Regions from separate parts of the Homo sapiens genome. Here region 1 is linked to region 2. Evidence: chromatin loops called from intact Hi-C (ENCODE). Cell type or tissue: prostate gland. All regions are shown on one strand. Region 1 overlaps PPP1R21 (protein phosphatase 1 regulatory subunit 21). Region 2 overlaps STON1-GTF2A1L (STON1-GTF2A1L readthrough).

Evidence for each region. Peaks named below come from ENCODE experiments on the same cell type or tissue, not always from the same donor. Only the 100,000 strongest peaks of a DNase experiment are listed, where the experiment ranks them.
Region 1: it touches region 2 in a loop (3-fold over the local background); 42 of 110 quality-filtered maps call a loop at or near these places.

What each region holds. Positions count from the first base shown.
Region 1 is chr2:48,469,046-48,474,045 of GRCh38, reverse strand. It overlaps PPP1R21 (protein phosphatase 1 regulatory subunit 21), which reads right to left. Exons shown (of 22, transcript NM_001135629.3): 10 at 2,858-2,959; 11 at 2,679-2,767. Among named protein-coding and RNA genes, the nearest start is that of PPP1R21, 31 kb to the right of the region's middle. In prostate gland, a CTCF peak has its summit at 2,905 (motif pointing right); a DNase peak (open chromatin) is centred at 2,915; H3K27ac peaks cover 875 bases.
Region 2 is chr2:48,586,636-48,591,635 of GRCh38, reverse strand. The region is part of intron 2 of STON1-GTF2A1L (STON1-GTF2A1L readthrough); the gene reads right to left. All of the region lies in intron 2 of STON1 (stonin 1), which reads right to left. Among named protein-coding and RNA genes, the nearest start is that of GTF2A1L, 29 kb to the left of the region's middle. In prostate gland, a CTCF peak has its summit at 2,265 (motif pointing right); a DNase peak (open chromatin) is centred at 2,271.

The DNA of each region.
Region 1 (5,000 bases), 120 kb after region 2:
TTTCACAGACTAAATTCCTAAAGAAAATGAATTAAACAGGAACTGGTATTATTAACACTGACACCAGCAAGAGAATCTAGAAAATCTTTTCCAGTACACATAGTTTTTCCAAAGCCAAACAGATTTACAATCTAGAGGCTCAAATTTAAAAGTAAACGCTTAACATTCATAAAATGCATTTTACCATTTTTAATTTTAAATAGTTACTTGGGAAAACTTAATTACAAGGTTTTTAAAAAATGTAGTGTCTTAACTATTCATTTTAAAATGTGGAGGTAATCAAGCAAAAAAAAAAGGTTTTTAGACAAAGCCAGAAAAGGTAGCATAGGAATCATAATCATTTCCATTCTCTCTCCATTGCAACTTCTCTTCTACTTTATTTATAGCAGACAGCTTCATTCCATTCTAAGCCCATTTACTACTAAACAACAGGTCATCTTGTCAATTAAAGTGGTATTTAAACCAATGCCCCCAAAATTGCTGAAAAATATTAATAACTCGTGAAGCAGGGCTGAAAGCATATGGGACAGAACATTCCAAAAGTAGAAATCTTAGCTTAAGAAAGAATTCATCCAGTGTTTTACAAAACATAATCATGGAAAAAATGAAGCAAGATAAAATTCATAACTCTTTCAAGTAGTAAATACTTGTGCAATGGTTCTTAAACAGATTCTTCTTAAACATAAGCCAAATCAAAGTTACATTCAACTTTAATGTTAAACCTCTAGAGTCGATTTTCAAAAAATCTTTATACAGAACTATAACATATAATGATCTAAAATAAAACTATTAGTTCATAATAATTAGTTTAAGCCATAATTATCTGATTCCCAGTATTTCCTAATATCCTATCATATGCACAAATCACAGAATTTTGTTACTGAAATATCTTGTAAGGATAGAATTAGGAAAGAAGATGTCTCTTAATATATATTAATTTTTTTAATAATAAAATTGTATATTTCTTAAATGCCAAACTTACTACTTTAGTTTTACAAGGACTTATAATTACTTATATATTCTTTTCTTTTTTTTTTTTTTTAAGAGACAGGGACTCTATCACCCAGGCTGATATAATTACTTATACATTCTTTTCTTTTTTTTTTTTTTAAGAGGCAGGGACTCTATCACCCAGGCTGCAGTAACAGCTCACTGCAGCCTCAAACTCCTGGGCTCAAGTGATTCTTCCATCTCAGCCTCCTAAGTAGCTAGGACTACAGGCACAGGCCACCACCTCCAGCTAGTTTTCTTTTTATTTTCAGTAGAGACAGGTCTCCCTATGCTGCCCAGGCTGTTCTCGAATTCCTGGCCTCAAGTGATCTTCCCGCCTCGACCTCACAAGGTATTGGGATTACAGGCATGTGCCACCATGCCTGGCCTATTTTCAGTATCTGTAAGTAATTAACCTTTTTTTTTTTTTGAGACGGAGTCTCACTCTGTTGCCCAGGCTGGAGTGCAGTGATGTGACCTTGGCTCACTGCAACCTCCGCCTCCCAGGTTCAAGTGATTCTCCTGCCTCAGCCTCCCAAGTAGCTGGGACTACAGGCATGCACCACCACGCCCGGCTAATTTTTGTATTTTTAGTAGAAACAGGGTTTTGCCATGTTGGCAAGGCTGATCTGAAACTCCTGACCTCAGGTGATCCACCCTCTTTGGCCTCCCAAAGTGCTGGGACTACAGGCATGAGCCACCACACTTGGCCAACCTACTTATTTTCTAAATTTTATTTTACTGTAAAATATTATTTCTCTCATGTTCCAGTTGTATTGTTCTTTGATTTTTTTTTTTTTTTTTTTTTTTTTTTTTGAGATGGAGTCTCGCTCTGTTGCCTAGGCTGGAGTGCAATGGCGCGATCTTGGCTCACTGCAACCTCCGCCTCCCAGGTTCGAGCGATTCTCCTGCCTCAGCCTCCCAAGTAGCTGGGACTATAGGGATGCACCACAACGCCCGGCTAATTTTTGTATTTTTAGAAGAGGCGGGGTTTCACCAAGTTGGCCAGGCTGGTCTCGAACTCCTGACTTCAAGTGATCCACCCACCTCAGCCTCCCAAAGTGCTGGGATTACAGGCGTGAGCCACTGCGCCCGGCCTTGATTTTTTTAAAAAAGGGCTAAATCTTAGAATGGAAAGATTTAAATGAAATAGGTGTCTTGGTAGTTGTAAACCAAAAGTATCAAAACTTACAAGCAATATTATCAAATTTCTAATAATACGTATTATTTTTTCTGCCCTTCTAGAAATATTTAAAGTAGAATATCAAAGGTTACTAAATGACGTATTCTGTAAGGGCTAGAGTAGATAAGGTTTTTAGTTTATAACAAGTCACTAATAACAAAAATAAGAAAATACACCATTTCAAAGAAACCTAAAATTTATAGATCCTAACGTAGAAGGAAACTATTATGAACACCCATCTAGGTGTTAACTGCAAAGGGATGATAATGGTAACCACAGTACAGAACAACTGAAAATCTGTAACTGACAGACTATAATTCAACTTTCTTAAATTTAAGTTAATGCTGCTCAACCATGCTTTTCCTTTTTCACGGAAGTCCAAATTAACTGTGAAGCAGAAAAGTCAGGCAGATCACAAGAGGCACATGTTAATATTTTATTAACGCCAGCCAGATCAGGTTACACCCACAATTCCCCAAGTTCCCTGGCCTCCGGGGGTAACTACCTTTTTAACTGATAGGGAAGAATCTTCCTAAGAAAACATATGTAGGAGGTTAAGTGTTCTGAAAAAGTTTTCAATTTCACAGTTGTCTCCTGGAAAAGAAAAATAATTTCAAGGTTAAAAGTGCTACTGGACAAAGAGGAGCTCCCAGTTTCCAGAAGTAAAACAAGGAAGAAAATTACCAAGACAGTCACAGTATCCTCAGTGATACTTTCAAATAAATGAAGCATTCCTTCCTCAAGAGGGCGGACATAGGACGCATTTTCATGAAGGTATTGTGAGAACTAAACAGGAGGGAAAGTATTGTGAATTAAATCACTGGAAAATAACAAACATCAACACATTTCTAAATGGACCCACCAAATTATAAACCTAAATTGTAAACCTGATAATGGCTCACTGCAGCCTCAAACTCCTGTGCTCAAGTTTTGGAAACTTTTATTGGAAATTTGGTTTAAAAGCTAAACACAGATGCTCCCCTCTAATAGTCCCAGATGATACCCCCAAGTCCCTATCCCATTCTAAATCGAGGAACTAGAAGAGGGGTGACACAATTAATAACCAGGCATCAGAGGAAATAGGGAGCGAATACTGCATTAGAACCTAGGACCAACAGGTCAGCCTCCCTGAACACCTGCTTCTCCATAGAGGTCCCAGTATAAAAACAAACAAACAAAAAAGATTTGAAAATCAAGACTGTACGACAAAAATTTTTGTGTTATATACCCAATTTTTAAAAAACAAGCCTATTGAGGAAAGCTTATTTTTAATGTATACGATATTTGGTGTTAACAAATTCCAAGGATGTAATTATCAAAATGAGGATACAGAAACCTTTTTTTTTTTTTTTTGAGACAGAGTTTCACTCTGTCCCCCAAGCTGGAGTGCAGTGGCGGGATCTTGGCTCACTGCAACCTCTGCCTCCCGGGTTCTCAAGCAATTCTCCTGCCTCAGCTTCCCAAGTAGTTGGGACTACAGATGCTCACCACTACGCCCAGCTAATTTTTGTATTTTTAGTAGAGACGGGCTTTCACCATGTTGGCCAGGCTGGTCTTGAACTCCTGACCTCAGGTGATCCACCCACCTCAGCCTCCCAAAGTGCTGTGATTACAGGTGTGAGCCAACATGCCCAGCTTAATAACTTTTTATAACTGTCACTGATAACCTTAATATTTACAAGGGACTAATTCAGTATGAAGAATAGCTTCAGAAAAAAATCCTATAGGCATTTAGAAAATTTATAGGCAAAAAGATTATTTTCATTTATTAAATATCTCAATTATCTAATGTTACATAATAGCTCAAATTTCAATTTCTCAGTATAGAAATGTAAGATCTCATTTTGCAGAAATGTGATTCAACTGACCCCATCCACTACAAACTACACAGACACATGGCCCTGGGTAACTTAATCTCTTTGGGCTTCAATCTTTAGAGCTGTATAATATAATGCACTCTAAGCTTACAAGTCTAAAGGTCTACTTTATGATGTTATGAACAAGTTTAAACACTCCAGTCATCTTTTAACAAATGGTTTCTGAATCTCCTTCAATAACACAGACTTATTACAAAAATCACATAGGATCTTTTATAGGCCAAAGCACCAAAGGTAAAGTAATGAGAAATACATGAATTATTCAAAGTAATGAAATGACTCAAACAAATTAAGATTAATATATTTGATTCTCACTATGTGGGTATAACATGGCAACAAGCTAAAATAAAATTCCAATAATGGACAAAGAACCAGTATTGGATAGTATATTCTATCCAATACTGGTTAGCATATATATATATATATATGCTCTCTCTCTCTCTATATATATATATGCTCTATATATATATATATATATATATATATGCTCTATATATATATATATATGCTCTATATATATATATATGCTCTATATATATATATGCTCTCTCTATATATATATATGCTCTATATATATATGCTCTCTCTCTATATATATATGCTCTATATATATATGCTATATATATATATGCTCTATATATATATGCTATATATATATATGCTCTATATATATATGTGTGTGTGTGTATATATATACATACACACACACACACACACACACACACACACACACAATTCAAATATATTGATATGGTTTGGCTGTGTCCCCACCCAAATCTCAGCCTGAATTGTATCTCCCAGAATTCCTACATGTTGTGGGAGGTGTCCAGGGGGAGGTAATTGAATCATGGGGGCCAGTCTTTCCTGGGCTAGTCTCATGATAGTGGATAAGTCTCACAAGATCTGACAGGTTTATCAGGGGTTTCCACTTTTGCTTCTTGCTCATTTTT
Region 2 (5,000 bases):
CAAATAGTCAAAGTATTTTAATGGCCATTGAACATTTCTCTTGAACATAAAAGGCACTCATCTCTCTCCTTAATAAGGAATTTCATTAGCACTGCAGCAGTGCAAATTCCATTTAAACAACATACCATGAAAATCTACAATTTTGCACCAACTAGGGGGAAAGCTGTCTGCCATTTTTAAGTACTAGCTTTAAAAACAAGTACAACTTCATTACTATTTTGAATAAGAATGGCAAAAATATAAAAATAAAAAATATATTACTATATGCAGGCACAGATGAACTCCTAAAAATGTTTTCAATTAGAAATATTACTAATATTAATTAGAAATATTACTATATTTAGCAAATTATATTAGTATATAACAATATAATTACTATATTATACTAATATAATTTGCTAAATATTTATTTTAAGCAATATTTTTAATATTAATGTTTAATTTATATTAAACAATATAGTAATATGCTTAAACTTAATTGTTTTCCTTAATTAAAAGATATGAGTAATATTTATATTAAACATAATTATTTGGCTACAATGTGCTCAAGACCTGTACAAGCCTCTTTCTCTTAGACTGAGTAACATCTTATAATTATTAATTTATTCATTTCCTTACCATCTATTTACAGATAACTCAAAAATAAACTTCAGCCCAAATTAAGTCGCATTATTTTAAAATTCTGATTTTTAAAAGTTAAACTTAACTTTCAGAAAATGTTCCAGGCCAAGAATTCTTTTTTCAGTGGAACAAATTATTTTTCCCTACTGTAATTCTCACTCATCCTTCCAAAATACTTTGACTGGAACAGCTATACAGAGTAGAAATGGGCATATTGGCCTTTAATATTTTAATCTAATATTGGTTTTCACTCAATTTGTCACTTATTGAGCATCTGTGCTATGCCAGGCCAGGTTCAGTGCCAGACCCAGAGATACTGGATATATTTCAAAGATTTTAGATGGGGGTCATATAGTGTGTGTGTGTGTGTGTGTGTGTTATAAGGAAATGATCAATATTTTCATTGTAATCACTGCAGCAGCTTTACAAACATTCCATGATTCTGTTGCATTGTTCATAGCATCTCCATATCTAATGTGGCTATCTTTACTTAAATAAATGTATGAGATAAAGAGTAATTTCAAGAACCAGATTAAATTACTGTACCACTGACATAGCTAGAGAAAGAGCATTTCCATCAGAATATAGCTTTAGGCACAAAAACAAGAGTTTAAAGGATTTCACTTAATTCTTAAAAGATAAATTACCTTTCGTTCCATACAACCTGTTTCTTGTAGAGTGACTAATAGAATTCTAAGGCTGTAAAAAGCCTTGAGAAATCATCAATCAGTTAACCAACAGATGCTCATTAGCCATCTCTACCACTTACAGGAAGGGTAGGACAACAGTGGCCTCTGAGGTGCTCTTAACAACCTGATCACTGGAGGCAAGTGATAACTTCATTCTCATACACACACACCCAGAAAGATTGCAAACCCCATTACTCTTTTTAGTCCTCTGTCTGCAGTGAGGATACAGTAAGTTCATTTACACTTACTGCAGGCATTCTTCTGTCTTGTTATGGCAAAGTGGTTAAGGCTAGGGTTACAAATTGCTTATCTCTCTGAGCCTCAGTTTCTTCATCTAAAAATGTGGATAATGAGGATAACCTGAACCTTATAAGGGCTGTTGTGAGGATTAACCAGTTCATATGCATACAGCACTGGGGCAGTAGTATTCTATAGCAATATAGATGAGCCAGACATATTATTTTGCAAAGTGCTATTCAATTATAAAGCCAGTATTATTTAATTACTATAATTTTGCTAATAAAGGGACTGTGAATGTTACACATTCGGAGTTAAAAATTATACTACACATGATCTGATTTGATACTCACACTTTATAAGAAAAAATTATTTGGGGAAATTTTACGATGAAAATTGAAGAACTAAACCCAAATTGAAGACTTAGTGGTACAAAAAATGTCAGAAACAAAACCTTTCTACCTGCTTTTCTTTAAAAATGGTAAAAGCCTTTTTCCTTTCAAGTTTTCTGGCTTATTTTTTAAGGCTTTTGAAAATGCTAAATGCTCTACAATGTTTAGTAACACACTCCCTCTTCAGACTTTCTGCCCCACAGGGACAGGTGTCATGTCTGTCCTTAGCACAATGTCTGTCATGTTTGGGGCTTAACAGATTATTTTCAAATTCACCAATTAATGAATAAAAGATAGAGGAAAATCGTGTTGTCGCAGTGCTGACCACCAGGGGGAACTGTCCAGCTTTGGTCATTGTTCACTCAACATAATTCCTTTTCTTAGGACGGGGAATGTAAATCACAAAATCTTAGGTCTAGTTGATATCCAGTCCCTCCTGAACCAAAATATTTTACACCTGAAACTGAACTGTTAGAGGGCCGAAGGGAAAGAATAGCAAGAGGATGACAGAGTGGAGGAGGAGAGAGCAACCAACGTGCTGATGACAGGGCAGAAGAAAAAAAGAGAAAAGTCGAAAAATTGGGAAGTTAGAGGTAGATATATTTAATTGCTCCTCCACCACTCTCATTCCCCTTAATAATTCTGTGCCACCATATACACCTCCTCTGGCTAACCAGCATCCTCATTTGTCTTCAGCTGTCTTTCTCTTTCTTCCTTTCTCTTTCTCTCTCTATCACCCCAACAAAGCCTAAGCTCCTCTGCTGTCATTCACACCTTAGTATGAATGAAGTCTGTGAGCTAGTGCCTCAGGCAAACCTTTGTTGCAAAATGAAAGACCTGCCCACTGTCAAAGGAATACTAAGCATTGACAAGCTGGTTAGAAGGGACATTAAGGGACCAGCAGCCCTCCCCACCTTTCCAGAAATCACAGGTGATTTCCCCAGTAAAAAAGGTCAATCCTGATCCCTCAAATTCCCAGGAAGGAAAAAAAATTTAAAAAAAAGTTTTATAATTAGAACATAGTAGACTAGTTTATATGTTCTTGCCAGGTGCGGTAGGTAGCTTATACCTATAATCCCAGCACTCGGAAGGCCAAGGCGGGTGGGTTGCCTGAGCTGAGAAGTTCGAGACCAGCCTGAGCAACACGGCAAAACCTCATCTCTACCAAAAATACAAAAAATTAACCAGGTGTGATGGCACGTGCTGTGGTCCCAGCTACTTGGGAGGCTGAGGTGGGAGGATGGCTTGAGCCTGGGAGGTAGAGGTTGCAGTGAGCTGAGACCTCGCCACTGCACTCCAGTGCTATTCATTCAGTTTCCATTTTCGAAGTATCTTTTCAAATAATGCAAAGTTTTCCGAGACAATCTTGAAAAGGATAAAATTTTAAAGAGCTTTTTAAAAACTTTATGTTCTCTAAATACACAACTGATCTAAAAGTCATATAGAAAAATAGAGATGCATTCTGGGATCCTGCTATTCTAAGCGTATTCCTTGGGCCAGATGCATTGGCGTCACATCAGCACTTGTTAGAAACACAGTATTCCAGATCCCACTTGCTCAGTCAAAATCCACATTTTAACAAGGTGATTCCTGGGCCCACAAAAGTTTGAGAAGCACTGCCTTAGGACAAAGATTTCCTCTCTGCTCCAACCTTATTATTACCCTACTTCTCAAGAGGCAAATTAGCTTATAGCCTGCCCTGGCACCCTCTCACTCTCTGCATTGCCCTCCCTACCCCCTCAACGGAGAAGCTTGGGGCAGGGCCCTGTAATCCCAGAAATGTCCTGCCCCAAGCCAGGCCCACAGCTGCACCATGCCCTCTGGACGCCACCTGACACAGCCCCACTGTGTTTTCCCTGGGCCTCCTCTTTGTGCACAGACCTGATCTCAATAAAGCAGCTGTGATCCCAAAGGATTTGTTCAGTGAATTATCACTGTGTAATTGACTGAAATGCCTGTAAAATGTTGTCCTCTGTGGGCCTGGTGATATGACGGTTTTACAAAAGAATTCCTGAAGGCCAAGATCAGGTCCAGCCAGTTTCCCTGGAAATGTCCATTCTTGTCATTGTTCTTGGTGAGCTCCACTGCTAATAAATACTCATGGGAGGCCGGACGCAGTGGCTCATGCCTATAATCCCAGCACTTTGGGAGGCCAAACTGGGCAGGTCACGAGGTCAGGAGTTTGAGACCAGCCTGGCCAATATGGCGAAACCCCATCTCTACTAAAAACACGAAAATTAGCCAGGCGTGGTGGTGCGCACCTGTAGTCCCAGCTACTTGGGAGGCTGAGGCAGAAAAATCTCTTGAACACAGGAGGTGGAGGTTGCAGTGAGCCAAGATGGTGCCATTGCACTCCAGCCTGGGTGGCAGAGCGAGACTCCGTCTCATAAATAAATAAATAAATAAATAAATACTCATGGGAGAGCAATAACAGAGGTCTGGAAGACAAAGGCATATGCAGAGCAGGGAGGAATGATCTCTGCCTAGGGGATCACGTCAGTAGTTCTCAACCCCGGCTGCATGAGCCTTTATAAACATCAACACCTGAGCCTCATCTTCATAGAGCCCGATTAGTAGGGGATGGGGCCCAAATATGGGTATGTGTTTGAAGCTTTAATGATGCTAACATGTGGCCAGGACTGGGAAACAGACTTTAAAAGGATGAGTGATGAGAAGATCCCAGGCTATCTCGGCTAATGGCACCATTGCCCACCTATCCACCACAGCCAGAGCACCTGACCTTGTCCCATTCCCTCCCTTTCCCTCATGCCCATAGAGAATCTGTCATCACTTAGGGGCACCTCCCCTGAATTCGCTCACCCATCTCTTGCCTCTCTCTCTCTGCCACTGCCTTTGCTCAGCAACCCTTACCTCCTCCCAACTTCCCTGTGTCTATAATCTACTCCTAAATCTTTCCTCTGCACTGCATGCCAGCCTTTCTGAAACAAGATATGATTCTGTAGCAGTCATGCCGAAAACAACCCCGAGGCCCTGTTGACAGATAAACTTCACACCCCACAGCATGGCCCACAAGGTCTTAATACACTGGTCTCTTCCCCGA